Regions from separate parts of the Homo sapiens genome. Here region 2 is linked to region 1. Evidence: chromatin loops called from intact Hi-C (ENCODE). Cell type or tissue: A673. All regions are shown on one strand. Links, peaks and the distances in the headings refer to the core of each region. The heading gives the core; the rest is flanking DNA. Region 1 has its middle 150 kb from the start of LINC03070. Region 2 has its middle 270 kb from the start of LINC03070.

Region 1 (10,427 bases), core at 3,240-5,739:
TCATTATTAACCCAATTCTGCAGTTGGTTTTAGTGATTGCTCCCTAAGACCAATGGAGGGTCAAAATGACATGAAGGCAAGGAAGTTCCCACCTGTTTTCTTCTAATAGCAAGTCCAGTTTAAAAACAGCAAGGTAGCTTCTTTCAACCAGCTGATTCGGATTGGAGCGGACAGTTAATTTATTGGAATGAACACATGTCAGCAGCACTCTGAAAAGACAAGCACCCAACAGAAAGCTTAATGCGGCTTGAGTTCTGAACAAACACCTCTTAGGTGCAAATGAAAAATATTATCTATTTGTCGCCAGCCCATTGCAAAGACAACAATACAAAAAGATCAGTGGAAATTATAGTTTCTAAATTGGAAATGTTTATGCAGAATGCCTGTTTGTATTATGCACTATCTGAATCTAAAACCAGCTGCTAGCCTCCGCATTTTGTAGAGAATACAAACACCATGAGATCTGTACTGTGCCCAACGGGGAAAGGGGAGAAAATGCACCTCATAACAACTCCTCAATGACCCTTTACTTAGGATTGAGCTAATTGGGGAAACTACTTTCTGGCCTGAAACATGAAGCATAAATGCATTGTTTCTTGGTGGAACAGATGATGATATTAACAGCTGGTCTTTCCTAAGATGAGTCTGCTGAGGAATAAGTGATAAGGCATTTTCTGGAAGAATTGTAAATAAAGGCAGCATATTTGAGGTCATATATTTTTACCACCAGAGCATACATTGATAATAAAAAATAAATAAGTGAAGTCTTCCTTTGTCAGCAGTGGGAATAAATCCACGCTCAACCTGGGAAGGGAAAGGCTTGCAACTGTGCTAAAGGGCTTTGTTACATTCTCCTGGAAAGCATGCATCTAAATAATAGCAAAACATCTGCTGGCCAAGGACCAGAATCAGCTGGCTTGGGTTATTCTCCTCCACTAGCAGCGGAAGCTCAAGTTACCCTACAGGAGACCCCCAATCTCTATATGCTTATCTGCTCACCAGAGAGAGTGTTTGGCCAGCTTGCACCACGGGGTCCAGTTAAACATAAAACAAAATTGCAGATTTGAGAATTTGTCATCAACTCATAAAAAATCTCAAAGGATCCAGGGTCATCTGATTCATTTTCAAGTCTGCTTTTAAGTCATATTTGAAGAAAGGAAGTGCCATAACTCTATGCTGCTGACTTCTAGGAACTCTGCTTAACATGTTGGCAGAATTTAAAAAAAAAAAATTAATTATCTTTGTTCATTTGGCATCTTTACAGCAAGCGCACAACTAGGGCCTGTGGGAATAAAACAGAAATAGCAGAGTATGCCTTGTTTCCGTCCCGTAGGAGGAGAGAAACTGCCTGATGCACATCTAGAGTGCAGATGCACCGTAAGGAAACAGGGAACAGAGACAGTGTAGAAGATTATACTGGACTAAATTAAGAGGAGGAGATAAACCAAACAAGGGTCAGGTCAGGGTAGTGGGGAGGTGGGAATCTCAGACACGACGTGCGTGGTCTTGAGGGAAGGAAAGAAAAACCACTAAAGTTTCATCCCCATAATTATTCCCCCAAAATAGAAATTAAAAATTTAAAAGCCAGTCAGGCACTCCGCTGACATACCTGATGAAGAGACTGATTTTGTTCTTCCCTCATCATTGAGTCAAGAAGTTTGTAACTCAGCTCCATTTGGCAGTCTGACCCTATACTTTGTGGTATTTTATTTTATGCATTTTCTTTTTAATGAGGGAATGGAGGCTCTGCCTGGAGACAAGGTAACTCATCATCAAAATTCACTTTCTTGGTCAATTTCCAAGTTACCATCAAGGCCACATCGTGATGTGGATAGACAAAAATATTTCTATCCATTTTGAGAATTACATTTTTTTCCTAGCTTGGTGTGGAGAGAAAGATGTCCTTCCCTCTTTCTTCTTTCTTTCTCCCTTCTGCACTTACTTCTCTACTATTTCTTCCTCTTCCCGATAAACGTCTTTATAATCTCCCTGGGAAGATGAAGAGATGACACTGAGAAATATATCATTATGGCAATTTCCAAAGAGTTTTATGGAACACAAAGTTACTGGAATTTCTTCAAGTTTTTATCGGTAAGAAGCCTTAATATATATTCATGTGTAATAGCGAGTAAAACACAAGGTCATATAACATGGTATTCTAGTGTTGTACTGCCTATCATATGTGCATGTGTGTGTGTGTCTGCGTGCATATGTGTGTGAAAAAACATATATTCCGTATAATATATAGATACGTATTATATGCATACATATCCAGTGTACCTATGTATGTACACACACATACACTCAAAAATAATTATACATGAAGCTCTCTAGAGCATACGAACTTTTCTTTTGAAACACAACGATTGCATATTTGTTCTGACAGACTCTTGCAAATGCTACAAACAATATTTCAAAATGAACCTTAACTTTCCTTGGGATTTCTTGGATGATCTTTGATAAACACAATCTCATGGAATTAGAAGCACAATCTTTTTCCTTTTTTAACTTTTAAAAATTAAACTTCTTATTTAGAATACTTTTAGATTGACAGAATAGTTGCAAAGGTAGTACAGATTGTTCCCATATACCTTGCACCCAGATTCTCCTATGTTTTAATTGTATATTGACAAATAATATTCATATCTATTTATGGGGTACAAAGTGATGTTGTGATATATGCGTTCAGTGTGGACTCATTGATCCAAGCTCATAAGCATATCTCTCCCCCAAAAACTGATTATTTATCCCTCCTGTCTAGCTGAAATTTTGTATCCTTGGATTAATACCACCCCGTTCCTCTTATCCATGCCCCTGGTAAGCACCACTCTACTCTATGTTTCCATGAGTTGGGCTTTTTCATAGACTCCACATATGAGTGAGATCATGCAGTGTCCGTCTTTCTGTGTCTGGCTTATTTCACTCAGCATAACACCCTGCATGTTCATGCATGTTCTCGAAAATGACAGGTTTTCCTTCTTTTGAAAGTCGGGATAGTATTCCATTGTGTAGATATACCACATTTTCTTTAGCCATTCATCTGTTGATGTTGTTCATTTCAAAGTAAAGTAAGCCTATGCTAATAAGGAAAATGAGGATACTTGGGATGTGTGATGAGTCTTTTAATATTAGCATCTTTTTGGCCTATCTAGTGACATGAATGATGGCATTCTACCTCTATCAAAGACATTAGTTCACACCCATGTAGCGAACCCTTCATGTTCATGTTATTCTCCCAGCTTCATAAGAGCCCTTACTTGCGAATGTAAAAAATATATATACTATATGTATAGTAAAAGCATATATACTATATACAATATATATACTATATAAATATATATACTATATAAATATATATCCTATATAAATATATACACTATATACAGTATCTAAATATACTATATACACTTTATATATAGTGTCTAAATATACTACATATACTCTATATATACAGTATCTAAATATACTATATATATATATATATATACATATATATATATATATATATAGTATCATGGTCAATTGGCCACAATCCAGTTACACTTACATCTATATTGTCTCTTCAAAAAAACCCAATGAACAACTTCCACTTTCTACTTTAGATATTATTTTTATTGCCTAAGATTTTATGCACACATGCACACTTGCAGGAGTCTATCATGTATGGCTAGGGATGTGTTTGTGTAAAATAAATACTGTAAATATATAGTATATGCGTCACACACACAGACACATACACATGCATATATGCGTGTATGTATAGGTAACATAATCTCGCCAGTGACACAAACTGAATATGCTGCTAAGATTAATTGTACTAAAATCTGACTCTATAATAGAAATTTTTTCTGCCATAAGTAAACCAAAATCAATGTGTTAATGAGTAGTCCCTGACATATCTACAATAGACAATAGAACATACAATTTTCCAAGAGTTTTATGGAACACACTTACTGGATTTTTTCCCAATTTTCTTGATCAGTAGGAAGCTTTAATATATATTCACTATAGTCTAACCTATTATACACACGTGGAGTATGTTTTCCTAAGCCATTAAAGATGCTTTATATGAAGTTTATTAGGAGCCTTTTAAAAGTGTGTCAATATAAGCAAAGTACACAATGATTCCCTCATTAGGAGACAACATTTTGTGATAGGTGAAAAAGCTTCACATCTGAAGCCAGCCTGATGTGAATTCCAAGGTCCCACCCTTACCAGCTGTTGAATCATGAATAAATGACTTACTTTCTTCCGCTTTGCCCTCATAGGGCTTTAGGATTAGCATAACATTAATACACGTACCCCAGAACTTAAAATTAAAATTTAAAAAAGAATATCATATACATGATATGAATACTATAAATAGATTTAACTATCTCTATTTATCTACCGCATGTCCATTCATATTATAATCGGAAAGAAGTATTGCAGCAGAGAAATAAAATAACAGAAGTAAAATAACAGAAAATAAAATAACAGAAATAAAATGAATGCCGCCACGTTCCATGAAGCAACGCGAGTGTCCCAGTAGGTGGTGCTATCCGCTCTGCGTCAGGAGAGGCAGCAAGAATTTCAGGTGGAAATGGGGAAGGCTGAATGGATAATGGAGGGTGTGAGTAGGGAGTGTGTGAAATAAGAAGTGACAACCCAAGTGGCATGACTTCCCATCTATCTTCTTGAAAACCCAATTAAGGCACTTTTCACCGTCATGCGTGTGCGAGTAGAGCTGCTTGACAGGTGAACTTACTTTCAAGAGGAAGAGTCTATGGTTTTGTAGAATTCCTTCCAGCTCCATGAACAGTTCTTTCCATTCCACTTCCCAGAGGAGACAGAAGCGCCAACGCAACCTGGATTTTACTGTCAATCAGCAGGGAAATAGAACTTTGACACCATTATATGAATATATATTTTATTAATAACCTTGGATTCATAGTAGGTCCTCTGGGAGGAATGGGGAGGAGAAATTCCAAAATATTTCACTGGAAAATTTCAGCATCTCAAACTAGAGCAATTTCTACTATGTTGTACACTGATCGGAGGATGATTATATTTAGTGCTTGTAAACTCGGTTCTAGGAAAACATGATAGTCATTTCAAAATGATGGGAAGAGGCATACGCAAATATATTATTCTCAACTTCAGCTCTTTATAGCATGGGAGACCCTGAATTGGAACATGTCTGGTTTTGCTTGTTTGTTTTTTTACAGAGAATGTATTTTATTTTATTTTGTTTTTCAAATTTCAATAGGGTTTTGGGGAACAGGTGGTGTTTGGTTGCACAATTAAGTTCTTTAGTGGTGATTTCTGAGATTATGGGGCACCCATCACCCGAGCAGTGTACACTCTACCTAATGTGTAGTCTTTTTTCCCTCACCACCCACCTCCCACCCGTTCCCTTGAGTCTCAAAAGTCCATTGTTTTTTTTTTTTTTTTTTTTTTTGAGAAAGATTCTCACTCTGTCGCCCAGGCTGGAATACGGTGACAAGATCTTGGCTCATTGCAACCTCCACCTCCCAGGTTTAAGTGATCCTCTTGCCTCCGTCTCCCGAGTAGCTGAGACTACAGATGCATGCCACCAAGCCTGGCTAATGTTTGTGTTTTTAATAGAGTCGGGGTTTCACCAAGGTGGGCCAGGCTGCTTTCAAACTCCTGACCTCAAGTGATCCACTCACCTTAGCCTCCCAAAGTGCTGGGATTACAGACATGAGCCACCAGCGCAGCCCGCTGTATTGTTCCTATCACTTATGAGTGAGAACATAGGATGTTTGGTTTTCCATTCTTGAGTTACTTCACTTACAGTAATGGTCTTCAGTTTTATCCAAGTTGCTGCAAATGCCATTATTTCATTATTTTGTTCCTCTTTATGGCTGAGTAGTATTTCATGGTACATATATATATCACACTTTCTTTATCCACTGGTTGATTGATGGGCATTTGGGCTGGTTCCATATTTTTGGAATTGCAAATTGTGCTGCTATAAACATGCATGTGCAAGTATCTTTTTCATATAATGACTTCTTTTCCTCTGAGTAGATACCCAGGAATGGGGTTGCTAGATCAAATGGTAAATCTACTTTTAGCTCTTAAAGGAATCTCCACACTGTTTTCCATAGGGATTGTTCTAGATTACATTCCAACCAACAGTGTAAAACTGTGCCCTTTTCAACACATTCATGACAACATCTATTATTATTATAATTTTTTATTACGGCCATTTCTGCAAGAGTAAGGTGGTATCACATTGTGGTTTTGATTTGCATTTCCCTGATCATTAGCGGTGTTGAGCATGTTTTCATGCTTTTTGGCCATTTGTACATCTTCTTTTGAGAATTGTCTATTCATGTACTTAGCCCACTTTTTGATGGGTTTGTCTGTTTTGTGTCACACAGAAGATCACGTCCAGTAAAAGCTCTGATGCTGATGTAGTCTCTGTTACATTTCTCATTGGAAATATTTCATTTGAAATTCTATTTCACCTTGAAATTTATTGTTTGATGTCAGTAAAAAATTGTATCCTAAGTTGGAATATATTGACACTTGTAGTTCTTTAAAGAGGTACGCATTTTAAAGCTGAGAGACTGACATTGTGAAGCGTCAAATGATTGTTCAGATGTCTGTTTTCTTAAACTTGGTCTCACCAAGGGTTGTTTATTTAGTGATGTTTACATACCTAGCTCCTTCCAGGCTTGTGGGACACACACAGTGTTAAATAGAAGAAGAGCTTACAGGCTGGGCGCAGTGGCTCACGCCTGTAATCCCAGCACTTTGTGAGGCCAAGGTGGGCGGGTCACCTGAGGTCAGGAGTTCAAGGCCAGTCTGGCCAACATGGTGAAACCTCATTTCTACTAAAAATACAAACATTAGATGGGTATGATGGTGTGCGCCTGTGGTGCCAGCTACTTGGGAGGCTGAGGTGGAGGGGTCACTTGAACCCGGGAGGTTGCAGTGAGCTGAGATTGTGCCACTGCACTCCAGTGTGGTGAAAGAGTGAGACCTCCCCCCCCCCCAAAAAAAGATGTGAAAAATCAGAAAAGGAAATAAAGAGGTAGCTTCAAACTGGTAAGGACTTTTAATTGCACAGGGTTTGGTAATGCAAACTTGAAAAGAGATTGTCCAGGAAAAAGTGACCTTGGAGCTGAATCCTAAAGGCTGAGAAGAAACCCACATTGCAGGAGGGAAGGAAATGTTTAGATAGAAGAGGACCTATTAGGGTTGGCTAGGACCTTTATGGGAATCAAAGGATGTTTCCATGGACTGGAATGTGGAGGGAATGGTAGCTTAAAAGGTGAAGTTGCAAAGCTGAGCCAGGTCAATGACCTTATCATCCTGGTGAGAGATTGATGGATTATTTTAAGTCCACTGGGGAACTACTGATTTAAGCAGAATAGTGACCTGAGGAATATATCAACAGAGATCCTCAAAGCTATGCAGAGAGAAGAAGGTGAGGGGAGAGGACAAGACAGTCTGTGGGGAGATCAACTGAAGCTCCCAAATGAGTTTGCAAGGGGATTGTTCCCTGTCTTCAGGTGAGACTTCAGCTGTGGGTCTTATCTTGAGGGCAGCCTTCTGAGAGACCCTGAGGCAGATGACCCAGCTAAACCATGCCTAGACTCCCAATCCACAGAAACCATGAGATAATAAATGTATTGCCTTAGGTCACAAATTCCTGATGTGGTCCTAGAGAACAACTAGGTTGCAGGGGAACAGATAGAATCTCGGGTTCAGCTGGGAGGGTGGCTACAAAAATGGGTTTGGATGAATAAAGTCAAGCACTTAATCACTGAAGATAGTAAATAAGAATTAGGGAATAGGTTTCAAGGATCAAAACTATGTCCCATAATTTGGCTGCAACATCTGAGTCTCTTGCATTTCTTTTTTCGTTTCTGTCCTATTTGGCTCACTGTGCAGACCACCTGCATATGCCAAACGCTAACTTCAAGGTCCCCTTGTCTCCAAATGCAGCCTTGTTGCATTCTGGTAGGCAGGAGAGACTTTCCTGCCCTTTCCTGGGGTGCCTGTTTCTGTTGCTCTTGACAAATTGAGGGATGCGTCAGCATAGTTTTGATGCTGGAAAAAAATAATAGGGTCCCTACCACTGGATGTGCATCTTGTGGGTGAGCAATTGAGTCATATATGGGAACGCATTAGAAGGGGCTTGGTTGATATAGCTGCTATTATTGTCAGGAAGAAGCTACCCTGGAATACAAATCAATAATTCACAATCTTCCTCTAATAAAAATTACCATTAATTAGGTCTTTTCAATCAACAAGAGGTGTCATCCATTGATAGGGCTATAAATAAATTCTGGAACCAACTTATGCAAACAGTAATTTTGCTTCCCTAATCAAAACCTACTCAGGTCGGGGATAGCACTAAATAAAACATTAAATGTTCTCCTTTCTTCCTTTGATGTTCTACGTCTCTTGTTCATTACTGCAATAACAAGCTCAAATCAACCAACTACATGAGAATAATATAGAACTGAATTATGGTGAGTACGCTAAGCTTGGTCTTATCCATTAAATAGCAAAAGAGACCCTGTTCTCATTTATATTTCAGTGGGCTCTCTCTGCAGCTATCACAAATGTCATCCTAGCGTTTAGCACAAAAATAAGATGTTAAGGAAGTGGAGGAGGGCAGTTTCTTTCAGCTTACTACAGAAGGTGGAATGAGGAAAGTTGGTCTTAAATTTCAGCATACAGGAGTAAAGCTAGATTTCATTTACAAACTTGGCATGTGTAAAGTTCTGGGAATTTTTATGTGGCAGAAACAAGGATAACCCTTCCATTTTCTCATCCCTATGAAGAAAAGACAAAAGACACATTATTGCCACTTCTTGTTAATTAAAATAACTTTTGAATGACATTTAACATTTCTAACACACAATATAGAAATGCAGAATATAAACATAATAAAGCAGAAGGAAAAGTTAATTGATGTTACAAAAGAATTCATCCTGGCTGGGAAGGGAGATGCAGGTGTAGTTTACAAGCATCTTTCAGGTATTCATATTTAATTTATACCCATCGAGTTATTTTTCTGCATCTGCTCAAGCTAGTAAGTACTTCCTCCAAAGAAACTTTAAAAGAATATGCAATCAGCAAGAAAAAGACAAATAGCTCTATTAAAAAAATAAGCAAAGTGTTTAAATAGACATTTCTCCAAAGAAGATATAAAAATAGCCACTCAACACATGGAAGCATCATTAGTCATTAGGGAAAAGCAAATCCAAACCATAAGGAGGTCACACTTTACACACAGCGTGGCTAAAATTGAATAGATGGTCCTTAACAAGTGTTGACACGGATGTGCAGAAATTGAAATCCTGATACACCGCTGGTAAGAACTTAACCTGGGGCAGCCGCTTTAAAAAGCACTTTGTCCCTTCCTCCAAATGTTAGACATGGAGTTACCCATGACCCCATCCATTCCTCTCCCAGATACGGACACAAGAGAATGAAAATGTATGTCCACATAAAAACACGTATGTAAATGTTCAAGCAGCAGTATTCATAAGAGCTAGAAAGAGAAAACAAAGCATATGTCAACCAACTGATGCAGAGATAAATAAAATATGATGTATCCATATTCCACACTGCATAATAAAGCATTATTCAATAAGCAAAAGGGATGACAAATTGATTCATGCTAAAATATGGATGGACTTTGAAAAATTGTGTTCCATGAAAAAGTCAGACACAAAAGGCCACATATTGTATGATTCTATTAATTCAAAATCTGTAAACTATGCAAACCTATTAAGCCAGAAAGTATACTACTGATTTCCAGAGACTGAGAGGAAGGAGAAATAGGGACCTATTAGGTATGGGGTATCCTTTGGAGTAATGAAAATATTAGGTGATTAAATAATGTTGGTGGTTGCACAGCAAAGGGGATATACAAAAAATGCTAAACTGTACATTTTATAAGGGCGAATTTTAATTTCTTGCGGATTGTCTTAATAAGGTTGTTGTTTTTATAAAAGTCTTATTTATGGATTCAATTCACTCTCAGTAGTAGTAACACTTAAAAGTGAGTCACTTTGCATCGGGCAAAAATTATAATATCCCCCAGAAGAAACTGAATTTTTTAAAATCAGCTAATTCTTGTAATGTTAAAGAGGATGATGCTGAATTGACATTATTCCTTTGAGGCTGACCAGATGAATTCCTCTCAATCCCTATTCTTTCTTAGCTGCCCCCATCATAGAGGCTAGAAAAGCTAAAAAGCCCATTTCTTTGGCCTATTGGCAACTCGGTGGTTCATAAAGGCAATAGCATAACTATATTTATTTTTGTCCCCTTCTCCTTCTTTTCTGCCTGGAATATGGTCATGACACCTGAAGACAGAGCAGCCACTTTGTAGGCATTAAGCAGTCAGTATAAAGACAAAATCCAGTAGTCTAAGGATGGCAGGATAAAGGGCT
Region 2 (10,427 bases), core at 4,283-6,782, 420 kb after region 1:
ATAGAGGAAGATGCCAGACACAAGATAAATGAAGGCTTACCTTCTGGAGCAGAGCACAGTTCATCTAGATGTCAAGTGGAGAGGGTCTGTTGCATCACAGGGTCTAACCGATGGCATGTAGTCAACTTGCAGGAAGTAGGCTAGTCCTGTATCTCTGCAGGAAGGAGCCTACTCCTATATCCCTAAAGGATAAAAGTATACGTATCAGAGTGTGTATACACTAAACACATCCTCGTATAAAGGCTCACTTGGGTTGAGCCCACCCAAACCTTCTCTTATGCCCTCACTCATCCTGGGTATTGTGATTTTAGATACTGGAAGTGGATCCTGTGACTCGCCTGAATTTCAGGAGCATGTTCCTTCATAAATAGCAATGCCTGCTCTGTTTCCTTCAGGAAGCAAATCTACAGGCTTTTCTTGTTTACAAAATTTTCAGTGGTACCCACTGGTCAAAAATAGTTGATATTGCAGGCAGACATATGTCAATGGCCACAGCTACAACCAGGTTTAACCAAACATGGATCACGGAATAGTTGCTGCAAGTGTAAATGCAGTATTTATTGTGTTTAGCAGTGCTTCTTCATGTCTGCCTCTAGGAGGGACCATGGTGAAGAAGGGTTGTGTGTAAGAGGAGGTAATTCATTCTTATCACCATCTGCAGAGTTATCTTTTCTACTTGTGTCTTGTGAACCCCTCTACATCCACTCGTAGGGGTCGCTATGTTGTTTGAAGCTCTTCAGAAAGACACTGAGTTCTTTCACCCTCATTTCCTCTGGGATATCCTCTCACAGGGCTCAGAAATTAACATAAAAATATGATACTTTGTGCATGCTAAACTGAAAAAGGAGCCTCATGTTCTCTCTCACCTCCCGCCCATACTCCACCAGCTCTCCTAAAGCACAGGATGAAGTTGTTCTCTGAATTCCCTTATTTGCTTGTATTAGTCTGTTCTCACATTGCTATGAGGAACTACCTGAGACTGGGTAATTTATAAAGAAAAGGCATTTAATTGACTCTCCGTTCTGCAGGCTGTGCAAGAAGCATGGCTGGGGAGGCCTCAGGGAACTTACAATTATGGCAGAAGGCAAAGGAGAAGCAGGCATGTCTTATATGGCAGAGCAGGAGAGAGAGAGAGCATGCGCAAAGGCGAGAGTGCTACACACTTTCAAACACTCAGATCTCTTGAGAACTTTGTCATGAGAAGAGCAAGGGTAAAGTCCTCCCCCTTGATCCAATCACCTCCCACCAGGTCCCTCCTCCAATGCTGAAGCTTACAATTCAACATGAGATTTGGCTGGGGACACAGCCAAACTGTATCTTTGCCTAAAAGCCACACCTGCCAAAGAAGAAAACAATGACCTCCAGTCCCTTCTCTGAGGTTGGATTAACCGAACCCATACTGCAGGATGAAACACTGAAATCTGTCAATGCACATGGATGGACTTTTGTCACAAACCTCTGTCCTCTCTGCAGTCCCAACAGACTTTGTCCCAAGCCATTGTGTATTCTTCAAGCCACTGAATTATCCCTAGTAATTAATCATTCATTACATCTCAACAGAATTCCTCTTCTCTCCCTGCTCCTATAACCTGTTTTGCCAGGACACAAGCCCCCACTCTTTCTGTAACCTCAGTATGGTAGTATAAGTTTCTGCACCTCACTGAGGAGTTGAGTCTTCATTCTGAAGCCTCTCACGTCACCTAAAACTATAATCAAATAAATATGTTTGCCTTTTCTCCAATTAATCTGCCTTTTATGAGTTGATTTTTCAGCCGACCTTCTGAGGGCAAGGGGGAAATTTTCATTTCTCCTCTATGCCCCTCAGAATATTGAGAAATACTAAATTCCTAAGTATCTTCAGCTTTTCCTGGATGTCCAAAACAAACATGTCATGCACCAGCAGATGATAAAGGCAAATTTATTTGTGTTTCTGTTGTTGTTGTTCTGAAGTATCTAACAGCATTCAGAGGGAAGGTCCCTATAGAAAATCTAAAGTCAAGGTCTTCTTGTGTTGATTGATTGCTGTCATCAGTTGAAGGGCAGAAGTGAAATCCTGGAATTCTTTGGGAAGGAGGGATTCCAGCATTGGGAGTTAGCTTCCTCTGGCTTCTTGAAATCATTATGTTTCTAGTATTCCCTCTGACAAGCCCCCAAATAGCCCCTTTTCATTACCAGAGAAAACTGTTCAGATCCCCTGTCTTTTCATTGGTCTTGTGACCTCCACCAATTCATGCTTTTATGCCTTCCTTCATGCAGCTTTAAAGATTTTGAAAGAGAAAATGTGGCTGTGTTCCTATGTGTAGAAGAAAATGTGAGTGGGTGAGTTCTCTGATTCAAAATTAGCCTTCCCTCCAGCCCCATGAGCAAGCCAAGAGGTCCTTACATCTCCTGAAAATGGGGAGGTTGATTTCCTTGTGATTTTTTTTTTGTCCAGGAAACATAAATAACTCCTCCTTTTGCTGTAACCTGGGCAAAAAATGTCACCTACTCAAGTATGACTCATTGCAGTCATTTTAACCAGGGGCAAAATAAATAAATTAATTAAATAACATTAAACTCCAAAGGGATTGATGAACTATGTAGATTCTTACTGAAGCCTTTAAGAGGAAATGCAGATGAATTACCTGACAAGCGACTCAAAAATGCTTTCTAGCCTTCCTCTCTAAATGTCTCACTTCCCTAATTATTCAAACATGGGTGACTGCAACCTCTTTTTTTTTTTTTTCCAAGCACACTGCTCAAATCTCCTTCTAGTTTCTGAAGTTTCTCTCTTTATTTTATGTGATTATATTTTATTCAATTATACAAAGCAATAGAGTGCTATGTGTTTGTTGGGGCCAAGAAAAAACTTCCCCTTCACCCTCTGAAGTTTCCCTGAAGGTTACTGAGAAAAGACTGGTTAATAGGAGAAAAGGCATGCAAATTTATTTAATGTGTACATGGGAGCCTTCAGAAGGAAGACCCAACGATATGGGGGAAACTGTCCATTTTTATGCTTAGGTTCAACAAACTATGGATAACCATGTAGAAATAATATTAGACTAAAAGGACCTGATCTAAAGCTAGTGGATTGAGTGGGGAAACCCAGCCAGGACTGTCTGTCTAGATTCTTCTTGGCCTTTCTGAGCAGTGTTTCTTCCTTCTGGGTGTGAGGCAGGGCCCTCTCTGGAATGGGAGTACTAGGACCCAGAGGCAAACAAAGTAGGTCGGGGAATTTTTTATAGCCAGTTTTTACACAGAAAATCAGTGGGAAAGTTATAGCCAGAATTTTAGATTTTATGCTGACTTTGGGGAAAAGGGGTTTTGGTTTCTAAAATCTGGGGAAGGGGAGGGAAAGATGGATTCTTGTTTCTATGGTGCCTCGGGGGAGAGTGGGACTGAGAGACAGGAGGGAAGGTGACATGGTTTGGCTGTGCCCCTACACAAATCTCATCTTGAATGGTAGCTCCCATAATTTTCATGTGTCATGGGAAGGACCTGGTGGGAGGTAATTGAATCATGGGGGGCAGGTCTTTCCCATGTTGTTCTTGTGATAGTGAATAAGTCTCAGGAGAGCTAATGGTTTTATAAAAGGGAGTTCCCCTACACACACTCTCTTGCCTGCCACCATGTAAGATGTGCCTTTGCTCCTGCATTGCCTTCTGCCATGATTGTGAGGCCTCCCCAGCCCTGTGGAACTGTGAGTTCATTAAACCTCTTTCTTTTATAAATTACCCAGTCTTGGGTATGTCTTTATTAACAGTGTGAGAACAGACTAATACAGAAGGAGAAGGTCAGAAAGAAACTTTTGCTTCTGAGACTTCTTCTGAGGCCTTCATTTTGGGATACTTTTTTTCTGAGTCCCAACATATGCTTCTCGAAATTTAATTTGTTTCTTGTTATTCTTCTCGAGTACACACAAAATGGCATTGAACTGAACAAAACTTTCATTCTTGGTATGTACTGCAACCAATCTCAAGTTTTAAATCACCTTGCTGCTGTGGAGAGAGCTGTTCTTTTTGTTAATATGGTTTCAACCTGCCCCTCAAGGGCCAAAATAATAATCCTTAGCTTGATTTACATTGTAGGCTATATTAAGTTTCAAATGGTTTTATTTCAAGCATTTGTGAGGAGTGCTAGAACTTTTGTGGTCCCCAAATATTGCCCATACAGGAAGGAGATCAGTATAACCCAATTCTTCGCATCACTGGATTTGAACAAAACATTACTAAAAACATAGTATTTGTGCTAGTAGAACTCCATAAACATTGAGTAAACGCAAGACATAAAATTATAAAATCCAATGGTGGGAAAGCCAAATCCATTCCATGATTTCAAGGGAGAGTGAAGACTAGGCTTATATTTCCAAAGGAGTCCTCAGATATTATATATTATAGCAGAAATTATGTTTCAGATAGGATATCTATTATAGCATAGTTTTCTTACTGAAACCAGTGTGACTCCCTAACTTGAATTATACTGTATACATTTGTTGACCATAGGGAATGGTACTAACTATCCCTAGAAGTACACTTTAGCTTTCTTTAACATTTTGAAGCAACTCTATCATTTTCATTCTTGGAAAGCAAGGCTGGAGTTTGAAAGGGTTCATGTTATTCCAAACACTAAGGAAAATATTTGTCATGACTCCATGGCAAGTTTAATCCTGCAACTTATATCTGGAGACACCTGTTAGTTTTACATTTTATTTGCTCACTTTTTTCTCTTTTTTTTTTTTTTTTTTTTTTTTTGAGCTGTATCCTTGGCATGGTTAAGGATTTTGGGAACATTCATTTATATTCAGTTTTTCTAATACAATAGTGATTAATGAAGAAATGTATATCAGTTTTTTTTCTACATTTATGTGGAAATTGCTTTCCTTATTCACCAGAGCAGTATTTAGTTTCTCCTATTTCATTCTAGGGAATTTTATTCTCGGGAAAGGGTGAGGAGGAAAGTAACAGTAGATTATAGATTTTTTAAACGTAAAAAAATCACTAGTGCTCATTAATAATAAGAAATAAATAATCTTTTCATAATTAATCTATCATCCCACAGGAATGTAAGAGATGTAATAAATGAACCAATTTTAACTTGCAGTCTTCCATTTAACACTGTAGATGCACCAGTCTATATGAAATTTTCCAAGTTCAACATAAAGAAATAGAACATACTGAATTTGTGAGGTTCTTGCTGTTATTTTTCTGTACTGTTGCCTGAAGATGTCATGCATTAATGGAGCCGCCTTCATAAGTTAAAATATGTTCACTGTAAAAGGTAATGGGCAAACACTCATCACATAGTTTTTGCTGCAACAAAGACTAAAAACTATATTGAGGAATAGTAGACGTTATTGTTAATATGAACATGCATATGAAAAATCAATTGCAAGGCCTTCTTAACGAGTCCCTCAGAAGTCGTTCCATGTTTCTTTAGTAGCATTCACAGAGAAATTCAGCCCTGGTGGCCTGGTACTAACAATTCACTTGCAAGTGATAATGTGTTAACTGACCTGCACTCTGCACAGACATCTGGTGGCAGCACAACAGCACTGCAGAAATGAGAGGTTAAGGAATATACATAAAGTTAAACCAAATTGGAGGTGCTTCACAAAATATATGAGTCCTTGCATTACAGATGAATAAAATGTGCCTGCGTGTCTTGTTTCAAGAAGCATGAAGTAAAATGGCATAAAACTTGGATACACGTTTCTGCAAAGGATATAATATCTAGATGTCCAATCAGCACATGAAAAGATGCTCAACATCATTGATCCTGAGGGAACTGCAAATCAAATCCACAGTGAGACACCACTTTACACCCGATTATCAAAACACAAGCACAGAAAATAACCAGTGTTTGTGAGGACCTGGAGAAACTGGAACCATGTGCATTGCTGGGAGAAATTAAAATTGATACAGACAGAAGGCAGGGAAATACTGGGTAGAAGAGAGTGGTTCCCCAGAAAAGGCCCCACCCTCAAGACTGGAAATGTGTGGCCCTAAATGGGAACAGGCATTCCTGTTTTTGTGCCCAAATGTTGCTTTTCCCAAAACCACTCGGGCCTGTCATGCCCTTATCCTGTGCCCATATAAACCCCAAGGTCCACAGTCAGAGGAACAAAAGAGAAGCAGAATAGCACAGCAGCACAGCAGAGAAGGAGAGAAGAAAAGGAGCATTTGAACATTGAGAGGAATTGAGCTGGGGACGGTCAGAGAGGTGATTGGCCATGGGATGACAGAACTCCAGGAGAAGATCATCTTCGCACTCTATCCCCTTTCCAGCTCCCCATCCATCCCACTGAAAACCACCTCCAACACTCAATAAAATCCCTTCATTCACCATCCTTTAAGTCTATGTGACCAGATTCTCCCTGGATGCCAGACAAGGACTCGGGTACCAAGAAGGCAGGGTGTAAAAGGCTATCACCCTGACTCTCTACTGACCTGGTTTAACACTTAGCCATCCACGGAGGACAACTGAGAAAAGACTATTAATTATAACACACCCCTAGGTGCTACTGTGGGGCTGGAGCCCATAAGCACTCGCCCCAGCTCCTGCACCTGCCTGTCTGCGTGCTGCCCCCCACCGCCCTTGTAAGGAGTTTGAGAGTGCAGAGGCCAAGCAAACAAGCCACAACCGTGACACAAGTCCCACAAGGTGGTCAGGGAACTCTCCCATTCCAAAATGCTGCTGCTGCTATGGAAAACAGTTTAATGGTGGTGGGGCTCATATATGGGGACCTTAAAATACGGCACCTTGACATACAGCGTATTTTAAGCTAAAGAAATTTGAGAAAACCACAGAAGCAAGAAAGTGCCTCTGACATGTCCCCACCCTACTTCTCTGAGGTGGTCCTAAAACCTAGGAAGGATTTTCTGACCCTCCCTGAAGCTGGTCATAGGCCCTCAAGAGAGAGGTGCCCTCCCAACACACATAAAAAAAAAAAAAAGTTCTTATCTTTGAAGACACGGGACACAGAGAGGAATCTGAACTCACAGGCCACACTGTTTCCCACAGGTTCTTATCTTAGATGAGACCCTTTTATCCTCTTATATCTCCCCACAACTCGATTTTCTATCAAACCTACTATAAAAAACCACTCAGGTTTAACAGTTTCTAGAAGTTTTCATTTCTTTGGGAAGGCTCCTGTATCACACAAAACATGTATTTAGTAAATATGTATATTTTTCTTTTGTTAATCTTTCTTTGTTAAAGGGACTGTAACCACCCAACGGGTTCACCTTGCCTGCTGCCTAGACAGAGCCAATTTATCAAGACAGGGGAACTGCAATGGAGAAAGAGTAATTCATGCAGAGTTGGCTGTGCAGGAAACTGGAGATTTATTATTACTCAAATCAGTCTCCCTGAGAATTCAGGGATCAGAGTTTTTAAAGACAATTTGGTGGGTAGGAGGGCACTGAGTCTGGAGAGCTGATTGTCTGGGTTGGAGATGAAATCATAGGGAATCAAAGCTGTCTTCTTGCTCTGAGTCAGTTCCTGGGTGGGAGCTACAAGATCAGATGGGTCAGTTTACCAGTCTGAGTGGTGCCAGCTGATCCATCCAGTGCAGGGTCTGTAAAATATCTCAAGCACTGATCTTAGGTTTGACAATAGTGATGTTATCCCCGGGAGCAATCTGGGGAAGTTTACAATCGTGTAGCCTTCAGCTGCATAACTCCTAAATTATAGTTTCTATTCTTGTGGCTACTCTGTTACTCCTGCAAAGGCAGTCTAGTCCCCAGGCAGGAAGGGAGTTTGTTTGAGGAAAGGGCTGTTATTGTCTTTATTTCAAAGTTAGACTATAAACTAAATGTTTCCCACAGTGAGTTCAGCCTCTACCCAGGAATGAACAAGGACAGCTTGGAGTTTAGAGGCAAGATGGAGTTGGGTAGGTCAGATCTCTTGCACTGTCATAATTGTCTCAGTTATCATTTTTGCAAAGGCAGTTTTAGGTCGTCAGCCATAAAACTGTGAATGTGTAGAAAAAAAGATATTTTTTTCTTCCTGAAAGAGGATCCTCAAAAACTTAGCAATAGAATAACCATGAAACCCTGCAATTCCTCTTACAGGTATTAAAGGGGAGTAAAAGTAAGATCTGCTTTTTACCCATCACAACTTTCATGGTTGAGACTCCTGTGACAAATGACAGATTAACAAGAGAAAAGCATATATATGTATTTAATATAAGTTTATGAAGCATGGGAGCCTTCAGAAGTAAGATCCAAAGACCCAGGAATACCCGTATTTATATAGAGAATAGCCAGGAAGTATAATTGCAGAACAAGAAAGTATGATCTAATTGTAAGGAAGGTTAGGGTTAGGGTTAAGGTGACCTTAGCAAGAGCTTCATATTCAAATTCCTCTTGGCCTCTAGATACAGGACAGGACCCATGTGGAATAAGGGTGTTGTGCCCTATTTTCAGGGAGAGAAGGAGGGAGAAATTCAGAGTAACCTTCCTGTTTTCTGTGGTTTTCTCAATGTCCTTCAGCTTAAAACACTCAGTATGCTAAGGTGCCATATTTGGGGGTCTCAGGTTCTGAACCCTGATCGTATATACCCCACAAAATTGAAAGCAGAGTCTCAAAATATATATCTACACCAATTCTCATAGCAGCATCACTCACAATACCCAAGAGATGGAAGCAACCCGTGTACAATGGCAAAAAATAGACAAAAAAATGCAGTATATACATGTATTAGTCTGTTCTCACACTGCTAATAAAGACATGCCAAGACTGGGTAATTTATAAAGGAAGGATGTCTAATGTACTCACAGTTTCACATGGCTGGGGAGGCCTCACAATCCTGACAGAAAGCAAGGAGGAGCACAGTCATGTCTTATATGGTGGCAGGCAAGAAAGAGTTTGTGTAGAGAAACTCGTATTTATAAAATCATCAGATCTCATGAGACTTATTCACTACCACGAGAACAGTATGGGGGAAACAGCCCCCATGATTCAAATATTTCCACCTGGCCCTGCCCTTGACACATGGGGAGCATTATAATTCAAGGTGAGATGTGGGTGGGGACACAGCCAAATTGTATCAGTACATAAAATAGAATCTTATTCAGCTTTTAAAATGAAAGAAATTGTGACACATAATACTACATGGATGAACCTTGAAAACACACTAAGTGAAACGAGCCTGTCACAAAAGGACTAATGTTATATAATTCCACTTCTATGAGTTATTTAGAGTAGCTGACTTTATATATAGAGAAAGTAGAATGGTAATTGCCATGGGCTTGGGAAGAGTTTAATGTAGAATTGTGGTTTCTCGGTACAGAGTTTGGTATGACTTAAAAGTTCTGGAGTTGGAGGGTGATGATGGCTGTATAACAACAGGAATATACTTATTGTCACTGAATGGTATATGTAAAAGTTGTTAAGGTCATCAATTTTATGTTATATGTATTTTATCACAATAAAAAAAGAAAGGAAATTACACATTATGGTAAGTGGTCTGTGATTAACTTCAGTCTCTTATTAAGTGAAAACCAAAATGAAGTATCATAATACCAAACCGAAACTCTCTCTCTCTCCATATATATATATGTAAATATACACATATGTCTCTCTCTCTATATATATATATATATAGAGAGAGAGAGATATATAAAATATGTCTCTATATGTGTGTGCATACCTATATATATATAGGCATATATGGCAAATACAGAAATGTCTCTCTCTCTGTGTGCATATATATATGTATACACACACACATATATATGTCTATATACATATATAGGTACACACACACACACAGAGAGAGACATATATTTCCATATTTGCCCTTATCCAGTCCCTTGTTGATATTTTCAACTTCATAATTAAATCACAGACTAAAATATTTCCCTCTTCATTTTTTATCTTTCCTATTTTTCATGCTGGAATGTTTCAAAGCAATTTGAAAAAAAAAATGAAGTTAAGTAATCAAGTGGCTTGAAATGAAAAGAGGAGAACCTGAATATTCAGGCATAGAATATAATGTTCTAATACCTGAAGAAAACATTTTTTCTATAATTCTGTTGAACACAATTTCCAGAGATGAAAACTAAAATTTTAGAAGAGGAGGAAGTAAACATGTTATAGTGCCCTTGTCTTTCATATGGAGAAAATGACAGATTCTGTTTTATAGGTAGGGTAGTAAAAGAACACAGAATAAATGCATAAGCATGTGTCATAAGGACATAATATATAATACAAACATGTAAATTAATGATAGATCATATACACTTATGTCATGAGAGACTGTCTTTGTGAGGTTGCAAGAGAGATTTAATCCAAATAACAAAATAAATAGTCAAATAGAATACTAAAAGAGTCCAAACTTCCAGATGCACTTCAGTGGGTAAAGATATCAATAAACCAGTACATTCACGCCATTGAATACCACTCATTATTTAATGGAATGAGCTTTTGTGTGTGTCTGAGATGGG

What was found. A loop is a pair of places that touch in the nucleus more often than their neighbours do. Peaks named below come from ENCODE experiments on the same cell type or tissue, not always from the same donor. Only the 100,000 strongest peaks of a DNase experiment are listed, where the experiment ranks them.
Region 2: a loop joins it to region 1, with 3 times the contacts of the local background. A loop is called at or near these places in 3 of 110 quality-filtered maps.

Annotation. Positions count from the first base shown.
Region 1 is chrX:5,871,570-5,881,996 of GRCh38, reverse strand. No RefSeq gene overlaps it. Among named protein-coding and RNA genes, the nearest start is that of LINC03070, 150 kb to the right of the region's middle. In A673, for the core only: a CTCF peak has its summit at 4,527 (motif pointing right); DNase peaks (open chromatin) are centred at 4,236 and 4,546; H3K27ac peaks cover 680 bases.
Region 2 is chrX:5,453,578-5,464,004 of GRCh38, reverse strand. No RefSeq gene overlaps it. Among named protein-coding and RNA genes, the nearest start is that of LINC03070, 270 kb to the left of the region's middle. In A673, for the core only: a CTCF peak has its summit at 5,535 (motif pointing left); a DNase peak (open chromatin) is centred at 5,474.